2 separate regions of the Homo sapiens genome follow, and region 1 is linked to region 2. Evidence: read pairs that join two places in POLR2A ChIA-PET (ENCODE). Cell type or tissue: Caco-2. All regions are shown on one strand. Each heading gives the region's core, and the rest is flanking DNA. Links, peaks and the distances in the headings are about the cores only. Region 1 holds the start of OR4D2 (olfactory receptor family 4 subfamily D member 2). Region 2 holds the start of LOC124904038 (a long non-coding RNA gene).

Evidence for each region. Peaks named below come from ENCODE experiments on the same cell type or tissue, not always from the same donor. Only the 100,000 strongest peaks of a DNase experiment are listed, where the experiment ranks them.
Region 1: POLR2A ChIA-PET joins it to region 2 with 13 read pairs; 3 of 35 experiments call an interaction of 5 or more read pairs at or near these places.

Annotation. Positions count from the first base shown.
Region 1 is chr17:58,162,803-58,171,403 of GRCh38, reverse strand. OR4D2 (olfactory receptor family 4 subfamily D member 2) reads right to left here and starts at 4,422. Exons shown (of 2, transcript NM_001004707.4): 1 at 4,351-4,422; 2 at 288-1,766. The coding sequence starts at 1,748. The coding sequence ends at 825. In Caco-2, for the core only: no CTCF peak of the experiment used is centred there; no DNase peak of the experiment used is centred there.
Region 2 is chr17:58,247,125-58,252,124 of GRCh38, reverse strand. It overlaps LPO (lactoperoxidase), which reads right to left. Exons shown (of 13, transcript NM_006151.3): 4 at 4,487-4,647; 5 at 2,948-3,065; 6 at 2,430-2,559; 7 at 1,504-1,710. It overlaps LOC124904038 (a long non-coding RNA gene), which reads left to right and starts at 3,041. Exons shown (of 3, transcript XR_007065862.1): 1 at 3,041-3,183. RefSeq lists enhancers at 2,576-2,645, 2,776-3,341. In Caco-2, for the core only: CTCF peaks have their summits at 2,282 (motif pointing left), 3,313 and 3,512; DNase peaks (open chromatin) are centred at 2,284 and 2,496; H3K4me3 peaks cover 578 bases.

The DNA.
Region 1 (8,601 bases), core at 1,660-6,659, 82 kb after region 2:
GAAGGCAAGTTATTGGTAACTTCTGGTTCTTGAATCGAGTAGTGTATACATGAGCATTTATACATAATGACATAAGTTTCATAATGTGCATGCATTGCCCATGATCTTTTATTCAAAATTTGTATATTATATTAAAATGTAAATATAGAGAGAAAAAGCTTGAATACTCATAATAATTTCATATTTGAAAATAAAATACAATCATTTTTAAAAGCTTGGAAGATAACATATAGTTATATGATTTACTTGTTGTTTTATCACAAAATTTTTTTATTTGAATCTCATAACAAACATAGAATATTTTAGGGGCACATACTAATTTAAGCAAATTGGTGAGGGAGAAATCATGAGGCCAAGAAAAGCTGGGTGGCTTACTCGAAGTCATCAGTTTGGTCAATGATGGGTCAGGGCCTCTAATTTAGAGCTTAAGACTCCAAATTCTGTGCTGTTCCCAACAACCCAGACTCACACCAAAAGGAAATATTGGGAAGAGAGCTCAAAATACGGAAAATAGAAATGTTCGCACAGGGGAAATGCTGTCAACAGGAAACTGTCCACCAAGAAGGTGAAAAGGAAGGTGTGGTTTTCAGGGGCCATGTGAACAATTCTCATTGTTGCGAGTGTGTTAAAACTCTTTATCACAAACCTTAACCACCAAAGAGGATACTTTCTTTTTTCCTAAAACACGAAGTTGCTTAGTTTCAAAATTCATTCCCTGCTATGATGAACCTCAACACACTATGAAGAGAGCAAAGGTAGTAGCTCCCTCTCCACTTCACAAAGGGAAAACAAAGCCAAAGAGAAGAAACCTACCATTGTCACTCTCAAACCAGCCGGTGTCTCCCTAATCTTCTCACTGCTGCCTGCATGTCCTGGTTCCTCAGGGTATAGATCATGGGGTTGAGCATGGGGGTCATGACTGTGTGGCCGATGGACACAAGCTTGTCCATAGGGAATGGAGTGAAGGGCCGGGCATAGAGGTAAATGCTTGGAACGAAGATCATGGAAACCACGATGATGTGGGTGGTGCAGGTGGAAGCTGCCTTCCTTCTTGCCTCCCCTGGATGTGACCTCAGCATCACCAGGATGAATAAGTAGGACATCAGGAGGAGGAAGAACCAGACGACATCCAGCAGCCCACTGTTGGAGATCTTGAGGAACTCCAGCAGTGAGGTGTCAGTGCAGGCAAGTCTCAGTACTTGGGGAACATCACAGTAGAAGTTATCCAAAATGTTGGGGCCACAGAAGGGCAGTGGGAGCATCAGAGCCAGCTGGACAATAGAGTGGACAAAGCCTCCCACCCAGGTGGCTACCACCAGCCCCACCCAGAGCTGAGTGTTCATGACGGTGACATAGCGGAGGGGCCGGGAGATGGCAATGAGGCGGTCAAAGGCCATCACTGAGAGGAAGAAGACCATGGCACCTCCCAAAAAGTGGAAGAAGAAGATCTGACCCATGCAGCCCTGGTAAGAGATGGTTTTCTTCTCAGAGAGGAGGTCCACTAGCATTTTGGGAGCAGTGACTGAAGAGAAACAGAGGTCTAGGACAGCCAGGTTTCGGAGCAGAAAGTACATGGGTGTGTGGAGCTGGGAATCAGAGGTCACTGTGATGATGATAAGGATGTTTCCCATAACAGTGGTGATGTAGACAAACAGGAACATTAGAAACAGGAAACGCTGGAGCTCCCGAGTCTGCGAGAGCCCCAGGAAGACAAAGTCTGATACCCACGTGAGGTTCCCTGTTTCCATGGTGTTTTCTCCATACACCTGAAGAAAATGAACCACAGACACAGATACATGAAGTCACTACTTTCCCTTTCAGGGCTCAGGGGCTCAGAACCAAGGTTTTAGGCCCATATGATGAGCATCCTTATGTGTAGACCATTATACTAGGTGCTGTCTTGTCTCTGGATCGTTTACAAGTGGGTGCTGGAATATACATTCCTGAAATCTTAACGCCATCCAGAAGTATATACAACCTGCCTTTCAAAGATTCATATAGTGGTGGGAAGACACTTGGAGTCAGATACATCTGAAGTCAAATTTCAGGTCTTTCATTTCATTGTGATTTGACCATGAGTAACTTACTTAATCTTTCTGGGCCTCAGTTTTCACGGGAATTTGTAAGGTAGAAATAAAAATACCTGCTTTGTAGAATTTTCTGAGGACTTAAGTAGAATGATAGATATAAAGTTCCTAAAACAGTGTATGGAATAATCAATGGCAATTACTCACCTGTGTGAATTCTCTTAATCTAAAGATATCCTCTCTTCCACTCTGTAATAAGATTCTTTGCCAATTATTTTTCACATGACATTTAATACATCATCGTGTTAATGGATTTTCCTTGTCTATATTTTCCCTCCACAATTCAACTATTAAGTCCAAAGCCTATATCTGGATCTCACAATTTATTTGTGCCCTGCAGTACCCATTCTTAATGACAGTTAACTTAAAAAGCTCTTGGTGTTGACTGCTGCATGGGTGAATAGCTATCAGGTGCACAAGTTCAGCACAAGGAAGACACTGGATGCAGCTGGATGCCTGAGACATCCAGTAGTTCCCCTGCCCTCCACTGTGGGCGGCCCCTTATGAGTGAGGCATATGTGGTGGTGCTGAGACAAGAGGGAGAAAAGGGAGGGAGAGTCATTGGATTGAGAAATAGATGATGAATATTGTATGAAGGGGACTCAGAGAGCTTCTGAATGAAACAGGAATTTTACAAGATGTTACTGAATCCAAGGGTGGGAGACAAAGGAAGTTGTTGAAAGAAAACAAATAGAAATAGACAAAGGAATAAAGGGAGATGAAGGAATAGAGCAAGTGAAGGTAAAGGAAGTGGAAAAGTGCTGGGGAGGTGGAGAAAACGGGACTAAAGGGACAGAAGAAGATGGAGGAGCCGGGAGAGGTGGCTCACGCCTGTAGTCCCAGAAATTTGGGAGGCGGAGGCGGATGGATCACTTGAAGTCAGAAGTTTGAGACCAGCCTGGCCAACATGGTGAAACTCCGGATCTGTACTAAAAATACAAAAAAATTAGCCGGGCGTGGTGGCACACACCTGTAATCTCAGCTACTTGGGAGGCTGAGGCAGGAGAATCGCTTGAAGCTGGTTGGAGGCTGCAGTGAGTGGAGGTCATGCCACTGCACTCCAGCCTGGGTGACAGAGCGAGACTCTGTCTCAAAAAATCAAAAACAAAAAAAAAAGAAGAAGAAGATGGAGGGTGACAGGGGAGGGGGTCAGTGGTCTCCCCCCTCCCCCTGCCCTGTCTCAATCTCTCTTACCCTCTCTTACCTGGCCTATTGCAATCTATTATCTACAATATTATAGGTCATTCTAATCTTATTCTGCTCCTTCAGTTTACTTCCACTCCAGGACACCTTCTTTTTTTTTTTTTTTTTTTTTTTGTGACGGAGTCTCGCTGTCGCCCAGGCTGGAGTGGCGCGATCTCGGCTCACTCACTGCAAGCTCCGCCTCCCGGGTTCACGCCATTCTTTTACCTCAGCCTCCCGCGTAGCTGGAACTACAGGCGCCCACCACCTCGCCCGGCTAATTTTTTTTGTAACACGGTTTCACTGTGTTAGCAGGATGGTCTCGATCTCCTGACCTCGTGATCCGCCCGCTTCCGCCTCCCAAAGTGCTGGGATTACAGGCATGAGCCACCGCGCCTGGCCTCACTCCAGGACACCTTCTACACAGCTGTCCATGAGACCCCTCTGACTCAGATGTGATCATATTCCTCATTGTTATAATATTTGATTTGCTCACAGCTTAAAACTCAAACTCTCAGAAGCCACCTAAAATGCTCTGTGGATAAACTGAGGGTGGAAAAACATACCTACATACGTGCATGCAACTCTCTCTCAGCATTTCATACAAGACTATAAAAAATAGCCTCCCTATACCTTTCTAATCAGTATCACTGTCACCTGGGAACTGATTGCTGTTCAAAGAACTCATAGCTTCCATGTAGGCAGTATATTTCATTATTTTCATATCTTTGGTAATAAATCCTGTTTCCTGAAATGCCTTTTGCTACCTTCTCAACCTAGAGGCGATAAGAGAAATATCACTTTCCCTTTGACTCCTCCCCCCATTTCTCTCATGCAGAATTAATTCCTTATTTCTCTGTGTTCCAATAGCATTTGATAAATACCTCCATTATAGCATTTATCATTTTTTCTATTGCTTCTCTTAACTAGATTGTAAATTCAATAACTTAGTAAGCCCAGAGTCTATGACAGCATCTCTGATTTAGCACTTGCTCAGAAATGTTTGCCAACTTAATATATTAGCAGGTAAATGTGACTTTGTTTTATGTGACAATGTCGAGAATCTTGTGATTTTCCTCACCGTTGATGTCCTTTGCTGTGAGCATCCTCCCTCTAAGTCTCATAGGGCGAATTCTGTGCTTTGTTGTTTTCCTATGTAATCGGAGGCATCCGTTTTCAACATCACATTCCCCTTGCAGTTTTTCTTGAGTCTCTGCTCATCCTTTAGACTTACTATCGTCAGGTCTATGTCACTTGCTTATTACTCCCACCCTCTAGCAGGTGTTGCAAGATCTTTCTTACAGCTGATCTCTGTGCAGCTGAGGAAACACTGGTCTCTCACCTCCCTTTAGCCCAGAATGGGGCTTCAGTGTACATCTTCTTGGAGATCCTTTGCTTCAGCCTCACAGTTTCTTAGCTCCTGCCCTTACTTCATGAATAATACCATGGGTGAGACCCCAGGGGAAGGGGGAATATCCTTTGGGAGAAACTATTGGACAGGGCTCAGGAAGCTGAGCTGGGCTGATTATCACTGGGGCCAAGGGAGCAATGGGAGTTGTTAAAAAGTTTCTAAATGTCTCAAAAGCACACACTCTTTGAGAGGTCTTCCTTGGGGGGCCCAAAGTACCAAGCACATTGAAAATTTTAGAGATTTGAGGAATGGGTAATATTCAGGCCAAGATCCAAAAGGACAAGAGGGTCTTCAAAAAAAAGGAGACTCTGAGAGTTTTAGGAGAATTTCTTTCTTAGACCAGTGACACCTACCCTTGAGAGAATTACCTGAAGGCCTTGTTAAAAGGCAGACTTCTGTTCCCAGCCCAGAATTTCTCATTCAGTACATCAATGGTAAGACCAAGAATTTGCATTTGTAGCAAGTTCTCAGATAATGCTGATGCACCTGTTCCAGGGACCAGACATTGAGAACCAACGACTTGCTCTTCAGCACAATGGATAGTTCTCTTTCATGGTGTTGTCAAGGTAACTGGTTTGATTTCTTCTCCTTTTAAACTGAATTGATCTTTACATAGGCAACGTCATGGATGGGAAAATGTCTGCATACTAAAATGAAAACTTAATTACCCCATAAATCTTGTTCTTCATCTTGTCAACCAATACCCCCACAGTTGATTCACTACCCATATCAATTATACTCACACCATCTACAAAGTGCTAGCATTATTTACATGTCAATTATTACTCCCTTTAATACAAGGATTGGCACAAGAAGCCCATATATTTTCTAATTATGAGGAACTGATTAAAAATTGGAATTAACCAACACTGTAAGCTTGATGTGCTGTAAAATCTGTGTGATTTCTCACAGCTCTCTGATCCACGTGAGGTTCTCAGGTTGGTCTGAGTTCTTTCATTGCGAATGTTTATACTTGGCAAAATAAAGACTCTGCCTCTGGGGATAAGAACACGAAGTGACGTTCTTTCACATACAAGAGATGTCAATTTAAAAAAAACACAAATTCTTCCCATTATTTGGAGCTTTAGTCTACTTTAAAATTGAGCCACTCAGGAAAGTAGTCTAGATTGATGGTGGGGATGGGCACAGGCCTTGTTAATGTTATTGACTCTCAGATGGGTGATTTTGAATTACCTGGATTAATTCTTTATGATTCCGATTTAGCTTTCAGTAATAGAGACCTGGTAGGTTCCAGTTTATATATTTCCCCTGTCAAAAGTACAGGTAGGTCGTAAAATGTCCATCAAAGCTCATCTTTACTGCAACCACTAGCCAGTATAATGGTTGCCAGTGTATGAATGGCCTGGATGGAGTAATTATGCTAAAGACTCAGTCATGGAAAATTGAGCTGAGAAAATTATTTCTATATGTATCACATTTCTAAGAAAATAAATGTTTGTCAGACTTAGCTACTATTATAATGTCAAGCCACTAAACGGATACAGGACACGTGTAGAGGAAATATCATGTAAATTCTCATGCAGGAAGCCCAGCATCATTGATAATTAATCATTCTCCCTTTGTGATGGTCTGTGTTATGTGTCAACTTGACTAGGCTATAGTTTCCAGTTATTCAATCAAACTCTAATCTAGGTGTTGCTGTGAAGGTATTTTGTAGATAAAATTGATGTCTATAATCAGTTGACTTTAAGTAAAGGAGGTTATCCTAGATCATCTGGGTGTGCCTGATTCAATCAGTTGAAAGAACTAAAGAGAAGAACTGAGGTTTCCCTGAAGGAGGAAAATTCTGCATGTAGACAGCAACTTCAGCTGATGGCCTGCCCTGCAGATTACGTACTTGCCTAGCCAGCTTCACAATCATGTAAGCCAAGTCCTTGCAATAAATACCTTTATCTCTCTCTCTCTCTCTCTCTCTCTCTCTCCTCTCTCTCTCTCTCAGAGAACATAGCCTCAGTAAGAGATGTCTTAAAGGCATAAATTCTCATAAATATAGCCATATTCATTTTAATGGGGGCATATTCAACAAATTCAATTAAGCACCTGGTGTTGTGGATTAACCATGTGTAAGATAAATCTGGAAGAAATTTTACTTATATTCCTTCCCTTTGTGTCAGTGTTGTAGATTATAAGCAGCTTTTCTGTGCTGTATATTACCTTTAGAACTGATATTCTGAATCATATAAAAGTAAGATTTTTATAAACTAAAAAGTGGCCCAAGACAACTTTTAAAAAATTAAATGAATAAATGACTTCTGGTTATAAGAAAACAAAGGTTTTTATTTTTCTCTTCCTCACTGGCAACAGAAATTCCACTTTCAATAAAATTAAGACATGTTTACAACTCAGATGACAACAAAACCCAAAATGAACCATGAAGGACTATCAAGTACTGTGAAGAGAGAGAGGCTTCTGCCCACAACAACTCCTGGACAATGCTGGCAGAGTTGGCTCCTAAGTAGGTGGTATATAATGAAGATAAAACAACCACCTTTGTGTGGATGGACCAGATCCGGGCACACAGGCTGGCTGCAAGAGCTTCCTTAAGTGATATTAAACACCAAAAAGGGATTGAGAGGCTGGGCTTATGCCACATTTATAACTGCACTATCCAGTAAGATAGAGAAACTGTGGGCTATGGGCACCCCTGCAGCTGCTGATCTTTACCAGCTGAAGAGATAGACTAAATTTACACGCACGCACACACACACACACACACACACACACAAACACACAAATGCCTCTATCATTCAGTGTTCAGTGCTGCACTGTGAGCCCAGGACAATTAACCCAGAGCACTCCCTGGCCTGTCTTCACTACCATCACCACCACTTTTTATTTTAACACATAACTAGTTAAACAAATTGCTTCTTTAAGAATGTGTAATAATTAAAAAGCAACTTGCAGAGTCTATAAAAAATAGGTCAAAAAGGAGGAAAGAAGGCAGGTGAAGAGCACAGAACAGAATAGAGAAGAAAATTTTTATTGAAAAGTTTTTCAAGAATGTAGATAACTCAGAAAAAAATGAATCAAACTTCTATCTATTAAGAGCTCAGCAGAATAATTAAATCTTAAGAATTGAATGATAATATGAAAACAGAGATGGAAAACGTAACTGGCAGAGATCAGGAAAAAAGAATAGGAAGAAAATAAAATCATCACAAAAAAATGGAAACAGTGAAAATGAGAATAGTCACTGCTTAAAATACAGTAAGATATCTGAAAGGCAGGCTTAAGAGAACTAAACACAATGAAATGGAAAAGAGCAAAAGTTTAAAAGGATGAGTAAGAAGTGTGTGTGTATGTTTGTACATGAAATATAGACAAAGAATATCAGTTTAATTAATACTTGGATGTCCTTGAAGAAGACATATAAATAATTGGAGCAAAAAATATCCAAAGATGTAATTCAAGAAAATGTTCCTGAAAATGAAATAAATGGAATCAATAGATTGAAAAGGCAGATTGTGTGCCAGGAAATGTGATAAATGTCAACAGATGCTACAACAGAACTGAATAAAGTTACAGAATTCCAAAGATAAAGAAAGAATCCTAAAAGCTGCCATGGAAAAAGATGAATCCATCTATAAGAAGAAGGCTGGCTTCAAACTTCTCAATAGCCCTAGAAAACGGAAGAACATCTACAAAGACCTAAGAAAAATAAAAAGTATTATCCAAAGATGCTTATTCAGTGAAATTGTCATTTATATATAAAAACAACAGATAAATTGTTTCAAATATTTAATTCAGAAAATATAGTTCTCATAAATCTTTCTTGAAAAACCTACCTGGGGACAAACGCCGGTCAATCAAGATATTAATAGAAATGCAAATGGCCTCTCTATGTGGCTACTTGGGCTTTTTCCTAGCATAGTAGCTTGCTTCCAAGAGTGGGCATTCCAC
Region 2 (5,000 bases), core at 1-5,000:
ACCTCTCCCCAGGGCAAGTCTGGATGCAAAGATGCTGATGGCACCCTCCTAGGACCCTGGTACCAGACACTGACCCCAGACACTTCTTGCTGACATTACACACCCTGGGCTCATAATATCCTGAAGTTCATTACATCCTGTTGTGTGAAAGAACTGAGGGTAATCATTCAGTCCTCACAGTGAGGGCTCCAAATTTCTGGTGAGGAGGGAGTATTGAGCTCCCTGGACAGGAAAGCAGGACACGAGGTGGGAACAGGTTTGTTAATAATTACTACTAACAACAGCTGCCATGTATTTATTTTGGACTTACCATGTGCCAGGAATTATGCATACTTTAACTCATCTCAGTCCTCAAAAAAACCCTGTAAGGTGGACAATTCAGTTCCATTTTATAGATGAGAAAACTGGGGCTCAGAAAAGTTAAGTAAGTTGCCTAAGAACTTATACACTGGAAGGGAAAGATGTAGGATTCAGATCATTGGCTTCATTCCACAGTTTATGCTCTTTATACCACAGCACATAGCCTCGATTTATTCTTTGAGTGAAGAAATGACTCTCCAACTGTAATACCCATGAATAATAAGAAAAGATGCATTGCTGCAAGCTCCTCTCCCTTCCGGATGGAAATCCCTACAAATCCCTGCTGCTCACTCGGATTCATCCAGGTTTCAAGTCCTTCTGAGTGGAGTTGAAGTCATCCTCCACGATGATGTACAGCAGTATAAACTTTATCATGTATAAAATGAATCTCTGTTGATCTTGGTAAAAATGTAGAATCTATTTCCTAACATCTTGGGTGAGACTTGAGATTTTGCATTTTTTTTTTCTTTTTCTTTTTTCTTTTTTGAGTTGGAATCTTGCTCTGTTGCCCAGGCTGGAGTGCAGTGGCGTGATCTCGGCTCACTGCAACCTCCGCCTCCCAGGTTCAAGCGGTTCTCCTGCCTCAACCTCCTGAGTAGCTGGGACCACATGCATGTGCCACCTCGCCAGGCTAATTTTTGTATTTTTAGTAGAGACGGGGTTTCACCATGTTGGCCAGGCTGGTCTCAAACTCTTGACCTCAGGTGATCTGTCCACCTCAGCCTCCCCAAGTGCTGGGATTATAGGCATGAGCCGCCTCGCCCAACTGAGATTTTACATTTCTAATAAGCAGGTTTTACCAATGCTGCTGGGTCGGGAATGTAGACAACCTTCTCCAGTGTTCCCATTCTGCTATCAGTAGTTTACTTGTCCAATTCCCACACTGGCCCTTTGTTCTTGAGAGCAGGAGCGGTGTCCTGTTCACTTTGGAATCCTCAGCGCTTAGTGCACTGCCTGGTATGGGGTGGTCAATGTCTATTTACTGAATAAACGGATGAGTGAACGAATGGACACGTGAGGCATGGGAAACTACCAAATCAGTATCCCAGATCTATCCAGAGATCCTAGCTGATGAGCTGGGAATGTCTGCTACATCAGGGTGGGCAAGGGGCTAGTCAGAGATGCCTAGCTGCAGGGCCGTACCATGATGGGGAAGCAGTTGTCTCCCTGGATACAGTACTCATCACACTGGGCTTTGGAGTACTCGCTACTCCCCAGCTCGGTGTCAGGGGCAAAGTCCAGGTCATGATCCACAATCTGACCCCACTGCATGAAGAGCAGGGACCTGTTTTGGTCCAGAACACCCTCCTCATTCAGATAGCCAACAATCTTGTTAGATACCTCCCGGGCCTACAGATGGAGAGAGAAGGGGAGGGCAGATTAGAGGAAAAAGTGCTTTGAGGATTCAGATGCAACTACAGCTTATTAACTACCTACCATGTTACAAGTGCACTTAATCCCTACAAGGAGTTTGTGAGGTGGGTGGCATTAGCCTATTCTGTAGAGGGGGAGATTGAATCCTGGACAGGTGAAGTCAGTTCTCCAAGGTCCTGCCGCTACAAAGGGACAGGGATGGGATTGAACCCAGATCCGTATGACTTGATGATTTGCCAAGCCGGTGCCCTTTCCACTAAGAGAGGGAAAACAAAGACAGGCTGCCTCTGAAATGCGAGCTACGGAGGTGCCAGGTGTCCAGGAATAGGAGAGGGGCTCTGGGTAGGGGCTGCCAGCTCGATAAGGCCAACAAATAGGACCTCCAGGCAAACAACAGCTGATGCACTCCAGGGGCGGGGGCTGGGGTAAGTGCGAGCGGGATGGGGCAGGGAGGCCATCTGCCCGGGAGACCCCAGGGTATCTGGCCTGCGGCGGCCAGAACGTGACCGCCACGTGGCCGGGCTCCGGGCTCCGAGCTCTGCTGCCCTCTAGCGGAAGGTGGGGGTCTGTGCAGATCTCCATCGCGCACCCCTGCTGCCCCCACCGATCCCTCCTCCTCCTTTCACTGCGTGTTTGGGTAGTGCATCCCGTCCCCTCTGGCTCCCATCCTTCACCCCGGCCCGGCCTGCCCTCACCAGCGGGAGAGGGAAGCCGTTGCGCGTCTTCCCCGGCGTCCAGCCGAAGGGCAGGGAGAGCCCGTCCTCGTACTCCGCGGGCAGCCAGCGCGCCAGAGCCCTGTTGGCGGCGCCCAGCGCAGGCTTCCTCCTGAAACCAGCACGATCCTCGCTGAGCTTCGGCAGGCCGGCTCCGGGGCTCCAAAGCCCAGGACCCCATGGGGGAAGGAGCCTCTGCTCGAGGCGGAGGGGACGCAGAGAAGGGGGCCTCTCAAATTTGGGGTCTCTGAACTGCGCCCACCCCCTGAAGGCGCGGGGCTCCCCCGCCCCGGGGAAAGGTGCCGCTTCCAGAGACACACAGTGGGCTGGAGGGAGAGGGCTGGAGACGCGCGATCTTGAGAAGGTGGGGAAGGTGGGAACGCCAGCCCAGGTGGGCAAGGCAGTGGCAGATCTGCCTAGAGTGCCCAAGGGACAAAGGCCTTGGCAGGGCGGGGCGGAGTGGCTGGAATGGTCGGCCCCCACACCCCAAGCCCCGCCACCTGTTATTGCAGTCTCCCGTAATGGTGCGGTAAGGGCTGCACGGGTCGCATCTCACCACGGGAGCAGGAGCACCACAGCCCACCTCCAGAGACAGTGAAGTCAAGTCCAGGCTGGGATCTGAAACAGAAGGGACCCCAAAGGGACTGAGTTCTTTCTCCATTCACAGGCACCCGTGGGAGGCAGGAAATGGAGACCAGAGGTGAACCTGCATGTTTTGGAATGCATTCCATTCTAAGTAAGCGTTTCTCAAGTGGTTTCTCAATTAATCTGACAGCACATTAAGGTAATACATTTTATTCCCATTTTACAGGGAAGAAAATGAGAACACAATGTTCAAGAGACTTGCCCAAGGCCACACAGAGTAACTGGGAATGTCCCCAGAATTGCTAGTAATTCCTGGTATACCAGGTCCAGATTCATTTGAATTGACAGATCTTTCTTTTAGAATGGAAATACCCCGGGAGGTTAAGCATATGTTAGTATGAGTTAGTGTGATAAGACTGCTTTCTTCTAAAGCTTCGTTCACATCTGAAGTACCAAGCAAGCAGGGACATAGCTAGGATAGAGGTTGGGAAGGGACAGGTAATTTTTCAGTGAGGGGCAAGGGTTGTGGGAGGAGTGACAGAGTAGGGGGGCTTTAGGCATCAGAGTGTTCAGTGTGGGCACAGAGTGGAGAGAGATGCCCACTTCTGAACGCATACCCTCATCCACCCTGGCGTCTGCAAGGGCAGGGAGGTGAGGGAATCTGGCTCATGGGGGCTTCTTCCGGGGGGCCATCTCTGAAAGGTGGCAGGATTTCAGCTCTCCGAACCTTTTGTATTTCAGAGGTCAAAGTGCTTCCTACTTCTTACCTTGTCCCAGTTTCCTTCTTTTGGAGCTTTGGAATTTGCCCAACTCCTGGGCCAGGTATCCCCCCTCACTTGATGTTTTCCCAGGGAGAACCTGCAGCCTTTTCCTCCTGTCAGGACCAAACCCCTTCCTCATGACCCTCTGTGGGCTGTGGCATTTGGTTGGGGGTGAGAGTGGAGGGGATGGAGGAGGCCATGACCAAGCCATCAGTTAAGTTCACTTACTGATAGCTCCATCTTACCCAGAACACGATGGAAATCTTAGCTCCTGTGACATTATCCCAAGTAAATCCCCCTGACACATGTGGCTTAAATGTCTCTTCTACTAGAGGAAGTGGTGACACTGTGGCTTAGGACAAGGAACCCATGTTTATTGACTTTAGCACTTCCTTTGGGCAGAGGCCTTACAGACGGTGTTATACAAAGAGCACCAATGTCCCCTCACTTGGAGTCGGCCATGTGAGCTTGCTAGGTCTCAGTTTCTTCCTCTGCAAAAACAGCATTGCCCTAGCTGTCCTCTAAGACCTTCCTTGCTCTGCCAGTCTCGTCTACGGGTCTAAGAAGGGAGAGACAGGAGTGTTCCTCTGAGTAGATAGCTCTCAACAGGAAGTGCAGCTTTGGGTGGCCTCTGCTTTCTCCTGTGGGGAGATGACCCCTTCCTGCCACAGAGGGCTGGTGGGTTTTCTGTACCTGTGACATTGGTCAAGGATGCCTTCTGCCTCAGTCTCTTTAAAGACTCCTCCCACACCTGTCCATTGCGGATGGCTGTGCGCGTCCGGCCTTTGGCATGCTTGAGGTATTCTGAGAGCTGTCGGCTGGTGGGAGTCTCAGAGCTCATGGCGGTCTTCAGCCTACAGTGGAGGGAGATGGGGATCATGGCCTGGACCCTGTAGGAAGGGGGCTGGGGGCCGCTGGAGGGGTGGGAGGGGTGTGTGTACAACATGGCCTCATAACCCAGCTGCTGCACTGTCCAATACAGTAGCCACTAACCACATGTGGCTATTTAAATTGAAACTCATTAAAATTAAAATTAAAAATTCAGTTCCTCAGCAGCACTAGGCACACCTCAAGTGCTCAATAGCCAGGTGTGGTTAGTGATGACTGTGTTGGACAGTGCAGATATAGAACATTTCATCATCCTAGAAAGTTATCTTGGACACTGCTAGCCTAAAGTGGGCTTAGAGCTGGACAGACACAGGGGTGG